Regions from separate parts of the Homo sapiens genome. Here region 1 is linked to region 2. Evidence: read pairs that join two places in POLR2A ChIA-PET (ENCODE). Cell type or tissue: MCF 10A. All regions are shown on one strand. Links, peaks and the distances in the headings refer to the core of each region. The heading gives the core; the rest is flanking DNA.

Region 1 (5,384 bases), core at 248-5,247, 200 kb before region 2:
TTTCTAATGTCCTGACTGGTTTTATGTAATCCATATAAAATATTAAGGTATTTTACTTTTTTTTTTTTCAAACTAAGTGTTTGAAATCCAGCATGTATTTTATGCTTACAACATGTAATCAATTCAGACTAGCCACATTTCAGGTCCTCAGGAGCTACAAGTGGCTAGTGGTTATTATATTGGATAACAAGATATTGACCAACTTTTCTTGTAAATATAGTTGTAAGGAACATAAAAACAGATTAAAAATGGAATTTTATCACAGGAATTCAAGGACATTTTAATATTAATATATTAGTGAAGCTATATAATTACCCTGATTGGTATTAAAAAGAAATCAAAATCCAAAACTAAAAGTAGGAATAACAATGCTTAAACAAGATGACAAATATCATTCAAAATAACAATTTAAACACTAGGCTAGAAAGTTCTTTCTCACTACTATTCTTACATGTTTTGCAGAGCTTTGACCAATTCAATAAGACCTGAACCGAAATTTGGTAGAGGAGAAAATAATAATTGATTGTAGATGATATGATTATGTATCTAGAAAACCTAAGGGAAATAGCTGAAAACTTATTCAAATCTGTGAGTTCAAAAAAATTACTAGGTACAAAATATATAAAATAACCAAAGTTTGATAGAAGAGAAAATAGAATTATCACTAAATTTGATTATATGTTATATGATTATGTATCTAAAAATCTAAGGGAAATAACTGAAAATTTGGTGAGTTCAGTAAGGGAACTAGGTACAAAATAAATATAAAATCGGTAGCAGTAGCTAGTTTAGCCAGGCATGGTGGTGTGCGCCTGTAGTCCCAGCTACTTGGGAGGCTAAGGCAGGAAGATGGCTGGAGCCCAGAAGATGGCTGTACTCCAGCCTGGGCAACAGCAAGACCCTGTCTCTAACAAAAGAGTCAGTAACACTTGTATATGCCATCAATAATGAAAAAGGAACCCATTTGATAGCAACGACAAAAAGCAAATACCTGAGAATGGAGAAGAGATTTCAAGGCTACTGCAACAAGTAATCATGTCATTGTCAGAAATGTGGAGATCTAGAAAAGTGCTTGTTTGGGACATTTGGGACATTATTTGTAATAGTGAAAAGTTGAAAACAATCATTTCCAACAGAAGTCATTAGGCATAATATAGTGCATCTGCCTGATGAAATAGTATCACTATTAAAATTCTGGGCTGCAAAGATTGCTTTCTAACATGAAAAATTGCCATGGTAGAATATGAAGTCAGAGAAGGATGTAAGATCACAGTACTCTGAATTATTACAATTTAAAAAATATATATATTTTAAAAAAGAACAGGTCAGCATGGGAGTGGGGGCTGGCCCAGGGTTCACACCTGAGGGCCTACAAAGGCACATGGCAAGCACAGACATGAATACATTCCTTTAGCTCGCATCTGCAAAGTATTACACCCAGTCTTTTTACTTTTACTTATTTTTTAATGTGTAATTGATAACCACCTCGTCTACCTGGGTTACCCTTGACTACACACTTACTAGCTGAGTAGCCATGGACAACATATTTAATCACTCAGCACCTCAATTTCTTCATCTGTAAAATGGGGGAAATAAAAAGATATATTTCAGAATTTGAGAATTAAATGAAACAGGGAATGCAGAACTCCCGGTAAAGTGCCTGGCACATGGTAACCATCCAAGAAATGTATACCACAAAAATAGTGTATACTCCAATGTCTTAGTTTCTATCAAGTGCTGACTATAAGATCATTAATTAGCAGTTTCATCCACTAATTGGAAGCCTGATATCCACTAATAAGTGGCTTGTCATCCACGAACCTGTCATTATCAACTAAGGAACAGCAAAGTATACATTCACTAACAGATAAAACCTGGGTCATTTTGACAGTGCTAAATCACTCAATCACCATCAAAGGCTGTAGAAATCCAGGTTATAGCCGATACTTCAGGTGAAGAAATCATCAGGTCCTTAGAGACAGTTTTCCAAGAGATGCACAGGAACTTCATCCTTTCCCTGGTGCTTTCTAGCCAGTACAGGTTATGCAGGTGCATGTGACTCTCCACTCCCAGACCCAATCCCTCTGTCTCAGTCAGCCCAGTGTTGAACAATCAAGGTAATCTATGGCAGGGATGAAGTGGGGAGGTAACCCCACACCTGTTCTCTGTCCCCTCAGACTTACCTGCAGAGCTACAGCCTTCACCATTCCTAAAGATACTCAGGTGTTTCTCACTTTGGAATTTCTGCCCATCCACTACTATAACCCAGTGCTTCTGGAAAGAAAAATTAAACCCCAAATATCAACCATTCTCATCCATGAGATCTTTGTCTTTCTTGAAGGGAGTTAGAGAAAGAATGTAGGATTGCAGATAAAAGTAAAAACCATTAGGAAATCTCAAAATAGCAGTGTGCTTACTTTAGGGACAAAGGATAAAAAGAAGTTGTAAGAGCTTTGCAGTGGGCAAAGGAGAGACACTACTCACAAAGAACAGGTGAGGATAGCAGAAAGCAGGTGAGCCAGTGCTTGAGACTAAAGGAAGAAGAAAGAGATGATCATGTGGTTTACTCCCCTGCCTCTACTTTCTCTCTTTTCTCCATATACCATCATGCTCTGGCTAAGCTCTTCACTCCATCCCTTTCCTTGTCCCAGTGGGGAGATGGGCAATTCTACATCAGGAAGGGATGCTTTCCTGGCAAATCTGAATTCAGGTCTCCAGAGAACACTGGTATATACGGTGGAAAGGGACTGCAAGAAACAGGCGGAGTTAAGACACAGGCGTTTGAAGACTGGCCTGAAAAACTACCTAGAGTGCCATTTAACCTTTTTTTTTTTTAAATGGGAAACGTACCCTGCAACTCTAAAGAAGCTCGAATAAATTTTGGGATGCTGAACATATCAGAAACTGCAAATATGTACTAAGTATTATGTACTATGGTTATAAATAGAAGAATCCAAGAACTTAAGATGAACTTGAGAAACACTATTCCCCCAACCAAGCAAACTTAATTAACTACATAAAGTACACATAAATGGGCTGGGCGCGATGGTGCACACTTGTAATCCCAACACTTTGGGAGGCCGAGGCGGGAGGATCACTTGAGGCCAGGAGTTCGAGACCAGCCTGGCCAACATGGTGAAACCCCCGTCTCTACTAAAAATACAAAAACTAGCCGGGTGTGGTGGCACATGCCTGTAATCCCAGCTACTCGGGAGGCTGAGGTACAAGAATTGCTTGAACCCAGGAGGCGGAGGTTGCAGTGAGCCAAGATCGCACCAGTGCCCTACAGCCTGGGTGACAGAGTAAGACTCTGTCTACAAAAAAAAAAAAAAAAAGTATACATAAGTGACAAGTCCTAGGCACTCCAAAAAGGGAAAAATGTCTGTGGGACATAGGACTTAGGGCCACCTTCATTACTGAATGGACTTCAGCAGGATCCTTGAAATACTGTTTCTCCAAAAGAATATGAAAGCTTTATGTTTTTAGGGCAGAAAATGCTCCCCCCTGCCCCTTCACTACTTAGCTTTTGTTTCACTGTTGTTGTGTTGACATCAATAAGCAATTTAAGGACAGTGTTCAGTTTTCATGACCTAATATTCATTTCATATACAAGATTTCCTTTTCTTTGGAAAAAAATATTTAGGCAATTTTTTCCTTTAACATCATTTCTATCTAGGTTTTCATTTTTTCTTTTGGCAAAAATCAGTTTTCTTTCTGATATTTTCATTTAAAATAGCTCATCAGTGTCACTATGAACCATAAACATTATCTGAAACACTTAGGTGATCTTCTCTGGGACTAAGCCATGCTTTTGTCTTTTTCCCATAAATTATTTGACAAAAAGTAGTGGTAACAACAGGTATACTCACCATCCCATGGCAGAAAACACAGGAGAACACCAGAAAGGAAAAGCTATAGTTACTGACATTTAGAGTTTGGTGCTAGCTACTAAGGCTGCCTTATCTTTAATTAGAAACCAAATTACCTTAGTCTGTTCACTGTCGGGGTCTTCAAGCCAGGCGTAAGGGTCACAAATTTTATGACCATGATAATCCTGTACCTGTAAAAAACAAAATGAGGTATTAGATAATTACTCTCTAACCCCAATTAAAACTGGTATTTTTTTAATGTAATGGAGAAATAGGAAAGGGATGGACAAAAATGCTAATTGGCTCACTGGCAACGTGTCTGCCCAAATTACCACATGAACCAAAGTTGGCAGGTTCTCAAAGGTGTCAAGCCACCCTTCATGAAAAGAATGTTTCAGCTAGAGAGGAAAGAAAGATGAAAGGTCAGAACAGGAAACCGCTCTGTCCCTACAACACAAAACAAAGACCTGCCACTGTGCTAAAGAAACTTGAAAACGTGCTGTCAGCAGCCAAGCACAGAATGACACAATACAGTGGACAATACAGTGGGCACACAAGAAGGGCACGTCAGGGAGGGGGCTAACACACACGTGCTCATTCTCCTGTTCCGCTGAGCTTCCCAATGATTAGAAAATCTCCCTGCAATATAGCCCAGGTTTGCTTTTATGTCTAAACTGCCAAAAAGCAAGTTACTAATATGTAGTATAATGATTCTAATTGACATAAGTTCAAAAAGCTGACTTAAATGCAATGGCAAAACATTTTAAAACTAATGCCTTTCTTCCTTTTTATTTACTGTTATGAAATGCTTTTTTCCACTGTTTACAAAAAGAAGGTGCAAAAGCATCACCCATTCAGGTTACCATGATATTGGAAGAAATAAAACTGCTTAGTGTAAGTAGAACCTGGCTGAAGGAAGCTTTCTGGAGCTTCTAAGGCCTGGCCTTAGAAGCCACTTGAAGGCGTTTGAAGGAGCAAGTAGAAACAGTTTTCACCACTCCTCAAGTGATTATGCCAAAAGAAATTATCCAGCAGTAAAAATCATTACAAAATCTCTCCACCTGATACCATCAAGATTAACCCCATTAGGACAGAGTGCAGTGGCTCACAGCCATAATCCCAGCACTTTGGGAGACTGAGGCAGGCGGATCACTTGAGGTCAGGAGTTCAAGACCAGCCTGGCCAACATGCTGAAATCCTGTCTCTACTCAAAATTTAAAAATTAGCCGGGCATGGTGGCAGGTGCTGTAATCCCAGCTACTCGGGAGGCTAAGGCAGGGGAGTCTCCTGAACCCAGGAGGCAGAGGTTGCAGTGAGCTGAGACAACGCCTATTGCACTCCAGCCCGGGCAACAGAGCAAGACTTCATCTCAGAAAAAAAAAAAGATTAACCCCATTAATGAAACCACACTGACAATGTCTTGCCAATCAAGTCTCTGAACCACTCCAACATTCTAGTTAAGGCTTCTTGTATAAAGCTGTTGGGAAGACTACCTCTATCTCAGATGAATTTTTT
Region 2 (5,384 bases), core at 269-5,268:
AAGTTTTGCTAATCTATCCACAGTATTTATGGAGTGACCAATGTGTCCAGGAAGGGCCTGGTAGAAGAGGTTTTTTGGAGGCTATAAAACAACAACAACAACCACCAACAGATTAGATGCCTGTTGCAAAATTCAAGACAATCAGGAATCAACTAATACAACATCTATATGGCATAAGAAGTCTTCAAAACACCTCATTAATATATTAACTCACCACAAGTCAGTTTATATTCCAGAGTATAGTTTAATCAAATATTGTTTTGATGTAGCTACACACATATCAAATTTAAAAAATATACATTATGACTTGGTATTCATTTATTTGCCACCAAAACTAAGCTCTTGAAAACTCGGTATACTAAATATGTGTATTTTAAAAAGATGTTGCTTCTCCATCACATTAATAGAAATAATTACACTTGAAGAGACATAAATTATATTAGTTTTTTATATTGATGTTTCCGAATCAGAAAAAAAGAGTAATTGAATTAAATCTAATGTAAGGGAACAGCCTTAAACTCTTGGACTGGGGGGTAAAACCAGCAGGCAGATCCAGAAGGAAGGTTTGCAGAGTGTTGCTCAGGCAAACAAGATACAAAGGAAAGAAAGTCCTGGATGTTGTTAGGTAGAGCAGGATATTAATACCTAAGAACATTAGGTCTGAGGAAAGAGTCTTTTTCAAACACAACTACCTTGGAGAAAATTTGAACTGCCATCTCTCAGTGATTCCTTTTAGGATAATTTCCTGTTTGCATGTTTACCATGTGCAATAAAGAAATAGTTCTGTTAGACTTATAAGAAAAGGGGCTACACAGCTGACTACTGAGACCTACCAGCCCTTCCTAGTCTTGAAACCAAACCTGGCCTGACTCAGAAAGAACTCAGTATTAAGGCATCCCTAAAACTCATCTGGCCAAGATCTCAACTTCTTGATTTATGGGTTTCTGCCTTGTAAGACCTGGCCCCTACCCAGGGATGCCTGAGTCACTCCCAGTAACCTGCCTGTTCCCAGGATTCCTCCTGGCCACTTGGTTGTCCTCCCGGTGAGTGGAGAACCGCCTCCCTCTGTTTCTCATGCCTAGTACTTTGTGTTGGGTTGTGTGCCACTGTCTGCCTCCCTAAACCTCTACCTATCCCCTGGATGCTCTTTCTGCATCTAATAATCATAATTCCCACTTATTGAACATTCAGTGTGTATAGCAGGCACCTTGCTGGGCATTTCACGTATATTGTCTGAACTAAACCTCCAAACAAGGCCATGAGTCATATTATGATTCCCATTTTATAGAAGTGGAATCTGAGGCTTTGCAGGATTAACATGCTAGAAAATGTTGAAACTGGGACTCAAACCCAGATCTGTGTATTCCAGAGGTAGTGCTCTTGGTGGCTTTGCTATCTGCTCTGTCTTCAGTTAGGTGGAAATCTGCAGTGGGTCTCTCTCCCCTCAGCAGTGGGCAAGCTTATTCTGGGTCTTTCTCACTGCATCTGTGTTCTGATATATTACAGGCTCCTTCTGACTCGTCCATGTATTTTATAAATAAATGTGCTTTTGTTCATCACAACAGTCCCTCAAAAGACGTCATAAAAGGAAAAGAATGGAAAATTTTGGAAAGGAAGTTTTCTGAGACCATTTACGTGACAAAGAAGTCAGGAAAATGTGGCATTGTTGTGATTATCTTCATCATTTCAGGATCTGAAGTGGTTTAGAAAGAAAGACACTCTGAAAGGAAGATGGGCTTCCAAGGGATGTGACTCATGAGGAGGAATATAAAAGACAGGAGAAAAGTGACTTGTCAGATGGACAATGGGCTTTTATTTGAAGCATATGAAGCCATATGGAAGAATACACCAAGGTGGAAGTTAGGAAGGGAACAAAGAAGATATAAGAAGATGTTGCCAGCTGGGGCCGGGTGAGGGGGTGGGGAGGGGTGGGGAGACAGAGAAAAGGAAATGAGTGAGGAAAGACACAAAGACAGGAGACCTTTGTGTACAAAGTAGAGAAACAAATGCCCTACTTTTAGCATCTTGAAAAGATGAATGAAAACATGAATGAAAATAAACTTCTCTTAATGCTATTTTCCAAAAAACTCAAAGAGCTTCAGAAACTTTCTGTAATGCTGTATATTACCCAGGAGAAAATCTTAATCTTCTCTTCTTTGATAGGCAAAAGATAGCAGAAAAGAGTTTCCAGTCTCATAAAGGGATGATTTCTGGAAAAAGACATGAAAAATGGGTTTCCTAAAAGAGATACCAAAAGTTTATCTCTTTGAGCTTGTATATTACCTCAGTAAGCCTCAAGTAGGCCAAAGAAAACAAATCTAGGCAGAAGAAGGGAATTGGCTTCCTTTTCTGGTTCATTTCACCACATCTCTACAAGGACATGGTCATTTGTGTGTAGCCTTCTTTGGTGCCACTTATCAGCCCTCACATAAAAATCTGCGGGTGACTTTTCCTCTGTCTCTGAGGAAATGCCTATATCAAAAATCTCTGTTTATAATACCAAGTACCTCAGAAAATGCCATCTGGTGCTCTTGGACTTAACGTTCTTATACAAATTTATCCTGATGAAATCCTTGGCATTTTCCCGAGGCTTTTCTTGCCTTCCTGCCAAATGTTAATTGGTACCTGTTCCTGTAAGTCTTGAATTCTCCTTTTCCAGCTGCAGAGATCAGCCTTAAGGGCTTTTTTCCTTTACTTCTAAACCTTTTCCCCAAAACTGCATCCTGGTTCCCAGCCCTGACTCAAGCCTTTTCTCTAGGCTCTGCATGTTTGGGGTTCTTTCATTGAAGCCCTTACACTGTATTCTTAGTTTGGAAACTTGCTTAGTTTCCAATTTCTCTGAAGTGACTTCCAGTTAACAGAGCTGACCTGCCACGCTGGTTTTTTAAAGGTTTGCAAAATACCTTCAGTAGGTCCTGCTGTCAGTCACCATATGTGCCTGAACCTCCTACAGTATTGCCATCCAGCTCCTCCTAGATTAAAAACCCACACATATTCTTCCTTTAACATCATTCATTTTCATTTCTATTGCTTTTTATGTAACAACTTAGGCCTGTGAAATAGCAAAATGGAGGGGAAAAATCATTGATTTTGTTGTAGAGAGATCTAATTTAAAAAATTCAAGTCCTGGTTTCCTTCCTTATTTTTTATTTTTATTTTTGGCTCATGGAACTTTGGCAAGTGACCTAACTTCTTATTTCTTTCTCTTTAAAATGAGAGTTTTAAAGATGAAATGAGATCATATATTTAGGTGGCTAGCACACAGTCAAGTGTACCAAAAACACTTGTTGGATAAAAGAATGAATAAATTAATGACAGGAGCAGCCAAAAGAGATTTTATGGTTTTTGCGTATCCACAGTGAGCTAGCTCTATGGCAACATTCTCTCTGTTTAGTAAGGGGTAACAGATACTTACGCACAAAATGACCAAGCAATGCAGTAGATGCAAATGATGAAGGAATGTGCAGGAGCTCTGGCGTACAGAAAAAAGGCACCTAACCCAGTCTTAAGATGGAGAAGAACCAGGAAGGAATTCATGACTCACATCTCCTATTAGATCTGTGTCTTTTGGACAATAGCTTTGCCTGCCTATTGTATACTTACCAATGTATTAATATTTGCAGAACAAAATTTTATGTAAGATAGGGTACGATGATTCCATGTTGTATATCACACCACAGAAATTCAACCACCTTGGGTGGTGATGTGTGTGGTGAGGTGACAGCTGGGGAATATTAAGTGTGTCTTAGGAAAGATCGACTTTCTTTCCAGGGCCCACAAAAGGTGTATTTTGAAGACTTGATATGAAATATCAAGTGTGGGGATTTGCATACAATTATGGAACACAGGAAAACAGAACTTGCTCCTTGTTTTATTTCCTATGCTGTGTAGCATCTATTAAGGCAAAGCCCTAATTTCCACATTACTTAGTTTTGCAGGAACCAGAATTGCTAGTGTCATATGAGACAGTGTTAATGATGTGAGGTACAAATACTCTTGGAAATGTCTCCAAAGTTAGCCATTTTCTATAGATAGATAGATTCCTAATCCTGACAGTTATGTGTTACTTCAATACCGCAAAAAGCATGCTTTTCTTTTCTATGAATTTTTAAATGATACATTTTTATATTAAAATAAAGACTTTTCTCCTAAATGAAAGTGCCAAAAATGCTAGAACTGACTCCACAAATATTTCACCCCCAACATAAAATATTTTGATTTAATAATATAGTATCACTTTCTACTGGTAAACATTTTCTTCCTAAAGATAGAGAAAGGCCCTGTGTTGTAGATCAGTACTGTTCCTCTATTTCACAGATGGGAACATTGAGGTATGGGTGTAGCATATCATTTGCCTCAACTTTCACAGCATCTCAGGGGAAGACAGGAAATCTGGTCCACAATGCCTGTATATTTAAGTCTGCTGCTTAGTCATGAGACATAAAGCATCTCAAAAACTACCAATATCATTAAAAATGTCAGTGGAGATCAGTGGTTCCATTCTCAGGATGTGAAATGTGATAAACTGCAGGGAGGAAGATAGATCAACTCAGAACAAAAAAACTACATTTGAAAGCAGCGGAATCTCAACCTCAACTTTGAATATTGTTATTCAAGAACTGGAAATTGATATGAGATTACTGCACTACATTTGGCCACCTTTCAGTAATGCCTATGCTATTCAAATATACTTGTGCAAACTCAGTTTCCAAAAGTTATGAGGGGACTTTTTGTTTAGCAAATTGTTCTTGTAAAACTTGTCTGCTGTTAAACTGTAGACACAGCTCCAAGGAATCTCTTACTAGAAAGCACTGCATTATTCCAACATGAATCACAGATGAAATTGACTATTTTCCCAGGATGTTATAACTGACTGTGGTTCTCAGCTGAGAACTAGGATACTTTACTATGTCTGTGATTGAAATGCCCATTGAATAACAGTTTAACAAAGCTGGATTTAGTATGAGTTTGTTGTATGTGACGGGTACTCAGTGGAATGTGGTTAGGGCAACTTCCAATTCAACAGACTATGAATTAGAATGTGCGTAGGGGACATTGAATACCACACACTTAAAATCACATTTAAAGTAAATCTATCAAACACTTCTAGGACATTCTGCCTTTTGCCATCTGGATGGCACGTGCAATTAAAATTCCAACGTGGAAACAGGAAGTCCCTCTAGGATAAAGACTTATGAGAATGAATTTTTTGTGTGTAGGAAAGTGGATTATGAGCATCATATAAGACTCATTAAGTTCCCAGGTGGCCATTGCACTATAATTGGCAGTGTGTAGATCAGGAATACACTTGAAAAATATTATTGTGTATATTTAAGATATACAACCTGTATATACATACATATATATATATATATATATATATA

The links. Peaks named below come from ENCODE experiments on the same cell type or tissue, not always from the same donor. Only the 100,000 strongest peaks of a DNase experiment are listed, where the experiment ranks them.
Region 1: POLR2A ChIA-PET joins it to region 2 with 5 read pairs; 2 of 35 experiments call an interaction of 5 or more read pairs at or near these places.

Annotation. Positions count from the first base shown.
Region 1 is chr6:105,393,868-105,399,251 of GRCh38, forward strand. PREP (prolyl endopeptidase) reads right to left here. Exons shown (of 15, transcript NM_002726.5): 2 at 3,986-4,060. Among named protein-coding and RNA genes, the nearest start is that of PREP, 6.5 kb to the right of the region's middle. RefSeq lists an enhancer at 4,033-4,795. In MCF 10A, for the core only: no CTCF peak of the experiment used is centred there; no DNase peak of the experiment used is centred there.
Region 2 is chr6:105,591,565-105,596,948 of GRCh38, forward strand. No RefSeq gene overlaps it. Among named protein-coding and RNA genes, the nearest start is that of LINC02836, 38 kb to the right of the region's middle. In MCF 10A, for the core only: no CTCF peak of the experiment used is centred there; DNase peaks (open chromatin) are centred at 977, 2,617 and 4,887.